2 separate regions of the Homo sapiens genome follow, and region 2 is linked to region 1. The links are chromatin loops, found by intact Hi-C in ENCODE. Cell type or tissue: gastrocnemius medialis. All regions are shown on one strand. Each heading gives the region's core, and the rest is flanking DNA. Links, peaks and the distances in the headings are about the cores only.

Region 1 (5,366 bases), core at 92-5,091:
CGTGTTTTTGAATGGGAGCGTGTATTGTGGCGCCTGAGTTCCTGTTTTGCCATTCTACGTTGGGTCTATAGGGGGAGAGAACTTGTTGTCTCTTTAGTTCACAGGTCTTCAGAGCAGGAGGAACCACACCCAAAGGCCTCAGCAACAACTGGCTGAGATTTAGTTGATGAGTAACTTGACTTCAAGCCTAGGCCTGAGGCTGAATTGGGGTGAGACTCTGGGAGTTACGGGAGGTAAAGGGAAGTTCATTTTGCATGTGAGAGAGGCTTTGGGGACCAGGTAGTAGACTATGGTGACTGGTCTCCAAAGATGGCCCAATGACTCATGCCTCCCTATGTGCATGCCTTTGTGCAGTCCACTCCCACATCATATCTGGGCTGGTTCTGTGACCTACTTTAACCAACAGAAGGCAGCAGATGTGATGGATGCCATGCCAGCTCTGGACCTAAGAATTAAGGTGGCCTGCTAGTGTCAGCCTTTGCTGTTTGGAAGACCCTGAGCGACCATATAAGAAGCCTGTTTACCTTGTGCTCATAAGACCACATGGAAAGGCCTTGGGTAGGGGAGAAGCCCTGAAACCACCTGGAAAAAGACAGGTGCAGCCTTTCTGGTCTGGCTGAGTTCACACCTCTAGCCACCCCACCAACCTGCCAGACATGAGAATGCCATCTTGGATGTTCTAGCAGAGTTGAGTCCCTGGATGATATCGTGTAGAGCAGAACTGACCTCAGATTACCTGAGTCAACCCACAGAGTCATGAGAAGAGAATACAATGGTGGTATATTTTTTAGTGTGTGTGGTTTTTTGTTGTTGTTGTTGTTGTTTGTTTGATTTGAGACAGAGTCTCACTCTTTCATCCAGGCTGGAGAGCAGTGGTGTGATCTTGGCTCACTGAAAGCTCTGCCTCCTGGGTTTAAGCAATTCTCCTGCCTCAGCCTCCCAAGTAGCTTGGGTTACAGGTGCCTGCCACCTGTAATTTTTTTTTTTTTTTTTTTTTTTTGAGACAGAGTCTTGCTCTGTCGCCCAGACTGGAGTGCAGTGGCTCAATCTCGGCTCACTGCAATCTCTGCCACCCGGGCTCACACCATTCTCCTGCCTCAGCCTCCCCTGTAGCTGGGACTACAGGTGCCCGCTGCCACGCCTGGCTAATTTTTTGTATTTTTAGTACAGACGGGGTTTCAACGTGTTAGCCAGGATGGTCTCGATCTCCTGACCTCGTGATCCGCCTGCCTTGGCCTCCCAAAGTGCTAGGATTACATGTGTGAGCCACTGCACCTGGCCTGATTTTTGTATTTTTAGTAGAGACAGGGTTTCACCATGTTGGCCAAGCTGGTTTTGAACTACTGACCTCAAGTGATCCACCCACCTTGGCCTCCCCAAGTGCTGAGATTACAGGTGTGAGCAACCGTGCCCAGTCAATGGTGATATTTTAAAGCCACTCAGTTTTGGGATAGTTTGTTATACAGCAGTAAACAGCTAAAATGCCATTGGCCAAATCCAATCAGAAATTAAAGAACAAGAAGCCCAGGAAAAGTGTGCTTATAATCATCCTCCAGAAGCAGAGAGTGGAATGGAGAAGGGTGAGGAGTGGATCTGGAGGGGTGAACTGAAGATAACTAACACTGGTCCTGAAGGCTTAGATATGGGGTAAGAGACAGGGATTCCTGGGTTTGTGACATTCGGAATTGGAAGGATTGTGAGACCTTTGCTGAAACAGGGATGGCTAGACAACAACCATGTTTTGGGGGGAAAGGCTTGATTTCTATTCTGGATATATAGAGGTTGAGAGGCTTTGGGACATTCACATGGAAGTGTCAAAGGAGAGGAATGTGAGAACCGTCAGCGTACAAAGCTGGGAACTGTAGCTGAGGGTGAAGTTGCCCAGAGCGAAAGGCCGGGGTGAGATAAGAAGAGGGCCAAGGACTGAGCTCTGAGGAACCCAAGCATTTAACAGTCAAGCCTGCAAAGGAGACAGAGAAGGGACAACCAGAGAGGTAGGATAAAAAATGAGGATTGTGCAATGTCAGGGAAGACATGAAAAGAGGATGATAGAAGAGAGCAGTCAATGACATCTTACACTGCTCAGAGGTCAAGTCAGAAGAGAACTGAGGGCCAGGTGCAGTGGCTCACACCTGTAATCCCAACACTTTGGGAGGCTGAGGCAGGGGGATCACTGGAGCCCAGGAGTTCGAGACCAGCAACATGGTAAGACCCTGTCTCAAAAATAAATAGACAGACAGACAGACAGACAGATAGGACCAAAGGATCCATCGAGGTTGGTGGCCTTCAGGAAAGCCATTCCAGTTTTCTGGGGCTCACTAAAGTGAGCACTCACTCCCTTATTAGGCAGCATGAAATGAGTGAGCCCATAAAATGGGGCCAGCAGAAGAGCTGGGGCTATTTCCAAAGAGGGAATCCAGATGGCCAACAAACCCTTGAAAAGGGGCCAAACCTCAATAGTCACCAGAGAAATGTGAATTAAAACCACAATGAGCTTTCATTTTACGCCCACTAAATTGGCTAAAAATAAAAAACCTAATGATACTAGAATTTGGCAGGGGTATTAAGCAAGTGGAACTCTCAGGTGCTGTTGGTAGGAATGCAAGTTGATATAACCATCTTGGGAACAGTTTGACATTAACTAGTGTGGTTGAGGATGTGCATAGTGTGTTAAGCCAGGTTTCCTGAGAAACTGAGGAGGGTGTTGGCATGCAGAGGTTTTATGGGGAATGCCCTTAGAAATAGCACCTATGAGGTAGTGAGGAATCAGGATTTCCCATAGGGAGAGGATGAACTGTGCTAGAGTTGTAACAGAGACCTCTGTCACTGGGAGCTCTGAAACTGGGATGGCCCTTCACAGTTGTCCTGAACTGACAGAAGGGCATCATGCCTTTATACTCCTCTGTTGATCAGTCATTGGCTGGAACTGCACCCAAAGAGTGGTTGCAACCTTTTCCACTAGAGGGCTCTCCTGCCACCTGGGAAGTGAGTGAGTGCCTTGGTCCTGAAGAGGGAGATCTAACACATCACAGCATCCACTACAGTCCTGCACCACATGGATCCCCCTGCTTCATAAAATAAGCTAAACCCATCTGAGAACAGCTTCTCCAGGATTCTGCTTCATCTCTTTTTCTCTTTCTTTCCTTCTTTTTCTTCCCCTTTCTTTCTTTCTTTTTATTTCTCTTTTTTCTCTCTCTTTTCTTTCTCCCTCTTTTCTTTCTCTCCTTTTTTCTTTCTTTTCCCTTTCCCCTTTCTTTTCCTTTCTAATAAGGTCTCACTCTTTTGCCCAGGCTGGAGTTGCAGTGGCAACCATGGCTCACTGCAACCTCGACCTCCTGGGCTCAAGTGATTCTCCCACCTCAGCCTCCCAAGTAGCTGGGACTACAGGTGTGCACCACCATACCCGGCTAATTTTTATAGAGACAGGATCTTGCTATATTGTCCAGGCTGGTTGAAAACTCCTGAGTTCAAGTAATCCTCCCATCTTTGCCTCCAAAAGTGTTAGGATAACAGGTGTGAGCCATTACACCTGGCCATTTTCTTTTCTTTTTTCATCTCTTTTTCTGGGGAAGTTTGAGAAGGTTAGTGGAATGAATGGCAGCTGTCACGCTGCAGCTGGTCTCAGGGCACAGCTGATAGTCTTCTTCTCCCTCCTCTCCTGTGCATTCTAGATCCCCTCACCCTCGGCCAGCGTCTCTGCTGGTCTAGGTGGCTTACCTAGTGAGATGGCCCTGAGAGGTTTGAGACCATGGTCACCATGCTTGTCTCAGGTCATGGTTGCCGCATCTGTCTATTAACCATCAAAGTTGGTCAGAGAAGAACCAAGAATCACCGCAATAGATCTGCTGGAGTGTTAGATGAGTCCCTCCCCATCCTGTTGTGCAACAGCAGCCCTGCCTCCTCCTGGTGATCATTTAACCTGCCAAGAACATGACTCCTTTTTTTGCCTGCTGGTCTGTTGGTGTAAGGAGCCTGAAGTGACCAGGTGGCAGCTGGTTTGATAAGACAAATTTTATTGGCCTCCTGGGGGAAGCATCCTCCTGCTGGGAATGAGGACTTCTAGACCTATAGAGCCTAGAGCTGTACAGATGAAAGGACTGATTTCTCCCAGCAGCTCACTGGGAGTACAGTGAGAGCAGCCACTCATACTTCCACCCCCGGATTCCCAGATCCATTTATTCTACTTCGACAAGACAGCCCCAGCCCCAACCTGGAAATACCATCTGATGTCTCTCTACAGGCCTGCAAAGAGCAGGCACTTGAGCTCTTAATCAACAACTCATAAATGGCTGTTGATTCAGGGTGAATACTGCATCCTGGGGGATGGTGCTGTATCCTTGCAGTGTCATTTCCAGATTGATGCCTTGGCTGCATTTCTTTTTTTCTAACTAAAGTGCTTTTTATTTATTTTATTTTATTTTATTAATTTTTTGGGGGCGACAGAGTCTCACTCTTGCTGGAGTGCAGTGGCATGATCTTGGCTCACTGCAACCTCTGCCTCCCAGGTTCAAATGATTCCTGTGCCTCAGCCTCCCAAGTAGGTGGGACCACAGGTGTGTGTTACTTCACCTGTAGTAGCTTTTTGTATTTTTAGTAGAGACGGGGTTTCACCATGTTGCCCAGGCTGGTCTTGAACTCCTGGGCTCGAGTGATCTGCCTGCCTTGGTCTCCCAAAGTGCTGGGATTACAGGTGTGAGCCACTGCACCCGGCCACTAAAGTGCTTTTTAAATTTTTAGACTTGCCAAACATCTTTAATATAGAAATTCTTTAATCTATCAACTCAAATCACAGCAGCAGCCACAAAGCAGTTAAAGGAAGGGTCTTGGGAGGGAGAAAGGAAGGTTTTCAGGCTCCTGACTATTTCCCTCACCTGCAATCCCGCTTGCTGCCCATGAGAACACGGTCTTAGCAGAGAACAAGTCAAGGCATCCAGAGCCGTAGGGGCCTTACAGCCCACTCTAGGGTGGCCTAAGTGCTGTAGTCCCCTCCAACATGACATCACTGCAACCTCTAGGGAAAGCCAAATCCAGCTAGGAGACAATAGGAAGGTGATTGTTACTGAGAGGAGACATTCATCTGCATTCTGCTGATCATGTCTTTTGGAGATAGAATTTTCCAGACACTGTTGGATAGAAAAGAGTTAAAAATGCACCTGGGAGAAGAATAGAAGTTGAACGTTAGTCTGCCTTCTGCCAGAATTCCTTGCCCATGACTCTAGAAAGCTGGCGTGGATCTGCTCAGAGTTGGGAAGGGGAAGGGATGACAGAATCTTTGGTCCAGTGGGGCTGGAGCCTTGCCAGGCACTGACCAAGAAAGCCTCAAGGCAGATCAGCGACTCCTGTGGGAAGCAGCACTGGGTGAACCA
Region 2 (5,366 bases), core at 269-5,268, 93 kb after region 1:
CTGTCTGGCTCAGGGGCGGGCAAGCATCGTGGGTGAGGGGTCTTTTGGTTGGCCTGACCAGCTTTGGTTGATAGCTCCTGTTTCTTGAATGCCTACAGATGAGAAAGCGGAGGTAAAGTAACTTGGCCAAGGCTACACAGCAGAAGAGGCAGAAGTGGGATTCGAACCTGAGACTCTATGATATTACGTCCATGCCGCAAGACAGAGCTGGCACCTACGGGAATAACAAGGAGGTGGTGGCAGGGTAGTGAGCTCCCCGTCTCTGGGGGTGTGTGCAATCCGGCGCTGCGCTGTCAGCAGGGCAAGGGCTGGGGCCGGGGCCAAGACCACCAAGCCAGGCCCAGGCCCGCCCGCCTCCCGCGGCCGCCACGGCCAAGGCGTGAGCACGGGGCGGGGCGGGAGCTGCTATTTCTGTCTGGTGAGCGCAGCCCGCGCAGCTGGCGAGGGAGGGGGCGCCCGCGCCGCCATATTCCCTCCCGCCGGCCGGCTCCGCGGCGCGCAGCCACCATGAGCACCGCCGCCTTCCACATCTCCAGCCTCCTGGAGAAGATGACGTCCAGCGACAAGGACTTCAGGTGCAGCCCGCCGCCGGCCCCCTTCTCTCCTTCCCGCTCTGAAGCCGGGGGCCTTCTTCCCCTCTCGAAGCGCCAGCCCATCCCCCATGACCATGCAGCCCCCTGCCTCTTCTCTCTTCTCCCTGCATTAAGCTGCCCCCCTCCCCACAGGCCCACTCCTGCCTCGTGGTCCCCACTGGAGCTCCGGCCGTTCTCCCCTAGGGGCCGTCCTGCCCCTCCGCGACTCCAGTCCCTGCTTCGTCTCCCACCGTGCAGGCTTCAGCCCTACCTCTCACCCCCGATCAGAGCCCCGGCTCCACCCCTCTGCACCCTGCCTCGGCCTCTCCTCCCTCGTGTGTGTCCGGCCCCCTTCTTCCCCCGCAGCTGATGCCCCAGCGCCCCCTCCCCCCCGCCCCCACCACCTTCAGCGAGCCCACAGTGAAGCCCTACGCCTCTCCCTGGGGACCCCAGCACCTGCCTCTCCTCCGCATTGAACCCGGACCCTTCCCGGGACCGCAACCCCCAGCTGACTTTCTCACTGGCACCCTCAGTGATGCCTCCTTCTCAACATCACCCGGACCCCTCCCTCCCCGTCTCCCTCCCCTCCTGCGATTGTTCAGACCCAGCCTAAAGGAGGGGGCTGGGCTGAGTCTGGCTTTCCAGTCACAGGTAGGTGATGGTTGGGGTGGGACCTTCTAGGTTTTGTGTGCCACTCTCCTTCCCCACTCCCTTTTTCCTTCTTTCCCCCTCTCACAGCATCACAGAACCACAGGAATAGAGCTGAAAAGAACGGTGGAAACATCTGGTCCAATGAGTTTCCACCTGCATTCCCTGGGGAAACTGAGGCCCAGGGAGGAAAAGGGATTGGCCCGTGGTCTCATGGCCAGTTCTGGCCCCTCCAGCTGAAAGAAGACCTTGGAGACTCAATGAACATTTTTTCACTTTGTCCCCATTTTACAGATAGGGAAACTGAGTCTCAGAGACATGAAGGGCGTAGGTTCAGTCACAGCGAGGAAGTGGGAGACTTAGTCCAAATCCAGGCCAGTCTAATACAGAGGCCAAGATCTTAGTGAGGTCCTCTGATTCCAGCCCCCTGACAGGTGAGGAGACAGACCTGCTCTGGTGGTCTGACTCCTACTCTTCTCCTGCAGCCCATTCCTCAGTACCCCTCAAGAGCCCCCCCACATTAATAGAGCCTGGGATCCAAGGTCTTGGCTTCAGATCCCAGCTGCCGTCACTCACTGGCCGTGTGACCATGGACAAGTAACTTAACCCCCATGAGTCTCCCTGTGCTTCTGTTTCTATAAAATGGGGATAACAGAACCCATCTCTGAGGGTTGGGGTAAGGATTAAATAAGATAGTACATGTGAAATGCTCAGGTTCATGGCAGGCACTAGGTCGGTGCTTCATAAACGGACACTGTTATGATTCTGTGCACATCCAAAATCTGCCACGCCCTGTCCCCTCTCTAGACCTTCACTAGGGGGATTCTTTGCTCTCCCTTGACCTCCTCCCTTCATCTGACAGCTCCTATAACTCTTGACCCCAGGCAGGATTAGGTACCTCCTTTCAGCTCCCATCATGCCTCCCCTCATGTTTCTGCTAGATCACTTTTCAGCCCTGGGAGACCCTGAGCTCCTGGGCCACTGGGACTATGCACTTCCTCTTAGTGCCCCAACACCTGTGCTGAGTACACGGTAGGTGCTTAGTGAATGTTCGCTGGGTCCCAGGCTCCCTACTGTGCACCCCACGTGTAATCTCAGTCCACCCATGGGTGGTAGTGATTGTTCTTCCTGTTTTCCGGAGGCTTGGAGGAGTGCAGTGACTTGCCCAAGGTCACAGAGCTGGCTAGTGGCCTAGGGGATTTGCGCTAGTGTCTCTCAGGCCTCTGGTCCAGTCTCTGGGAGAGGGAGTTGGCCCTGCCAGCTACAGCCCGAGAAGCCCTTTCAGCCTGTCTCTGCCAGTGGCCTGGAGAACACTTAAAACCACCCCAAGCATGTGAGAATGGTGTCTATTTTTAAAGTCCGAATACCAGGGTGCTGGGTCCTGCAGACCAGCTGTCCAGGCGTCCGTGTGGCCAAGGGTTTCAGCTGAGTTGCCTCTAGGGTTTCTCTGTAATGAAACTGAGACTGTCCTCTGGTTCCTGGAGCGGGGCAGCGACTGCAAATGGGGGTCCCAGGTGGGGTGGAGGGAGACCTTTGTTTCCTGTTCTTCCTGGGCCCTGGCTTTATGGGCAGGAGGTGCCCCATTACCACGGAGGCTCCAGCAGTCAAAACGAGTACCCTTGCAGGTCTTGCAGGAATTACCAAGTCATTTCTTGAAAACACAGTAGTATTATTGGTTGAAAAGCCAGGAGACCTGTGTGGTGGGCTGGTTTTCCGCCCAGTTTGCTGTTACCGTAGGCAGTTTGTGCAGCCTCCCTGAGCCTAGTTTTCTTACTACCTCATGCTAAGAGCTAGATTGTCCTATTGAAACCTCCCAAGGATACTATGAGGTAGGGCAAAGAAAAGTTCCCATTTTATATATAGAAAATCTGAGGCCCAGAGAAAAGGAGGTAGTTGCCCAATGTCACCTAGTTGATAAATGGCAAGACTAGTAAGTATACTCACTTAAAGCCAAACTTTGGTGCTCAAGCTCTTATCCACCAAATTATATACTTTTCCTTCTCTCTCCCATCCCTACACACATACACGTATAAAACATGGCTTGCTTTCTCCGAGAGCTAGTGTCTGCAGGAACCAGGGGTGTCTGAAATGCTGAGGCATACTTCAGAAGAGTTGGTTTCTGAATTCGGACTATTTGGCTGTAAGTTCTGTTAAGGGCTAGCTCTCTCACTACCTCTCCTCCTGCTCTCACCCTCCCTGACAAAGCCCTCTGCAGACCTGTTCTTTGTTGAGCCTGGAGTCCCAGAGATAAACCTGATGAGCCTCTGCCCTCAGTGAGTGTACAGTCCAATGGAGAAGATGCTCTGGTGGCCAGACTTGTATTGCAGTGTGAGAAGTGCTATAAAGGAGGGGTGCAGAGTGCTCTGAAAGGATCTTGTCCAGGGAACCATTGTGCTTAGGGGCTGTGGATGCAGGGGTAGGGCAGGGAGGTCAGTCATCCTTGAGCTGGGACATTTGAGCTGGGCTCTTGATGGGTGAATAGGAGGAGCTCAACAGATGAAGAAGAAGAGCGGGGATAGAAGGCCTATCTTGGGCAAAGAGGCACATCGCCTGGGTTGCCAGGCTGAGCTGGGCCCCCATGGACTGCAGCAGAAACACAACTTGGAGACCCTGGGTGCCATCTCAGAATGTCCCCTCAGCTGAGCAGACGTAGGGGTGCATGTGCTCACCTCAGGCCTTGGCCTGGCTCAAATCCAAACCTCCTCCTTCACTTTACCTTTGCCCAGAGGTGGGCACAGTCAGTCCTGCCATCCTGCCCATGCTGCCAGCCCAGCCTCCTTCTCTCTCCTAGCAACTTGTGGCTAATCTACCTGTTAAAAATAAATAGGTCATCGACCAGTCCACCCCTGGTAACAGGGCACTGTGGGCTGCAGTGACATCTAGGAGCAGGTCTGAGTCTGCACAGATGAGAGCCAGAATCCCAACTGTGATAGATTTTGCCACAGGAGGCGGGGGTCAGGGCTCTTGGTTGATTTGCTCAACCATGCTGGAAAGCAGGGCCAGCGTGGGGTGGTAGAGTGGCCCAGCAGGGTCAGTAAAAGCTGGAGGCTTTCTCCGAGGCAGCCTTACAGTATCTCCTCGCTGCTCTGTCCTGTTTTCTCCTGAGACTCCGCTCTCACATGCCTGCAGGAGCCAGTCAGTGGGTGAAGTGGGCCTAGTGGGGACCAGGTGAACTGGGGAGAGGGCAGCCACAACCTGATTCTAATCAGGTATTGTCACCAGGGATTGTAGGCCCCGTTGTACTCAAATATTCTGTTTTCAAGATAATCTGGAAGTCAGTGTTTTGTTTTTGTTTTTGTTTTTGTTTTTTTTTGAGTCTCACTCTGTCACCCAGGCTGGAGTGCTGTGGCACGATCTTGGCTCACTGCAACCTCTGCCTCCTGGGTTCAAGTGATTCTCCTGCCTCAGCCTCCCAAGTAGCTGGGACTACAGGTGTGCACCACCATACCTGGCTAATTTTCGTATTTTTAGTAGAGATGGGGTTTCCCCCTGTTGGCCAGGCTGGTCTCTAATTTCTGACCTTAAGTGATCTGGCGACCTTGGCCTCCCAAAGTGCTGGGATTGCAGGCGTGAGCTGCTGCGCCCAGCCTGGAAATCAGTATTTTTTTTTTTTTTTTTTTTTGAGATGGATACTCGCACTGTTACCCAGGCTGGAGTGCAGTGGCACGATCTCAGCTCACTGCAACCTTTGCCTCCCGGGTTCAAGTGATTCACCTGCCTCAGCCTTCCCAGTAGCTAGGATTACAGGTGTCTGCCACCGCGCTCGGCTAATTTTTGTATTTTTAATAGAGACAGGGTTTCACCATATTGGCCAGGCTGATCTAGAACTTTTGACCTCAGGTGATCCACCCGCCTCAGCCTCCTAAAGTGCTGGGATTACAGGCGTGAGCCGCCATGCCAGGCCAAAGTCAGTATTTTTGTGTCAACTTTCCCAATGTTCAAATGTTGACAAGTAATTTAAATTTTTGAAAACATGTTTGCAAGCTGGACACAGCTGAGGGCTACTAGTTTCAGACCTCTGCTCCTACCCTCTTAATTTTGGCGGGAATGGTGCCCAATTCCCGCACCATTCCTCGACTTGGAAAGTTGGCCCCAGCCTCAACTTTCCGTGGCTTCCAGCTTAGACTCCCACTGCAGTTTCAAATG

Evidence for each region. Peaks named below come from ENCODE experiments on the same cell type or tissue, not always from the same donor. Only the 100,000 strongest peaks of a DNase experiment are listed, where the experiment ranks them.
Region 2: a loop joins it to region 1, with 4 times the contacts of the local background. A loop is called at or near these places in 10 of 110 quality-filtered maps.

The regions. Positions count from the first base shown.
Region 1 is chr3:12,703,694-12,709,059 of GRCh38, forward strand. No RefSeq gene overlaps it. Among named protein-coding and RNA genes, the nearest start is that of RAF1, 42 kb to the left of the region's middle. In gastrocnemius medialis, for the core only: a CTCF peak has its summit at 2,959 (motif pointing right); DNase peaks (open chromatin) are centred at 328, 2,958 and 3,908; H3K27ac peaks cover 2,965 bases.
Region 2 is chr3:12,796,214-12,801,579 of GRCh38, forward strand. It overlaps CAND2 (cullin associated and neddylation dissociated 2 (putative)), which reads left to right and starts at 467. Exons shown (of 15, transcript NM_001162499.2): 1 at 467-575. The coding sequence starts at 508. In gastrocnemius medialis, for the core only: no CTCF peak of the experiment used is centred there; DNase peaks (open chromatin) are centred at 308, 1,078, 1,788, 2,518 and 2 weaker places; H3K4me3 peaks cover 3,998 bases; H3K27ac peaks cover 5,000 bases.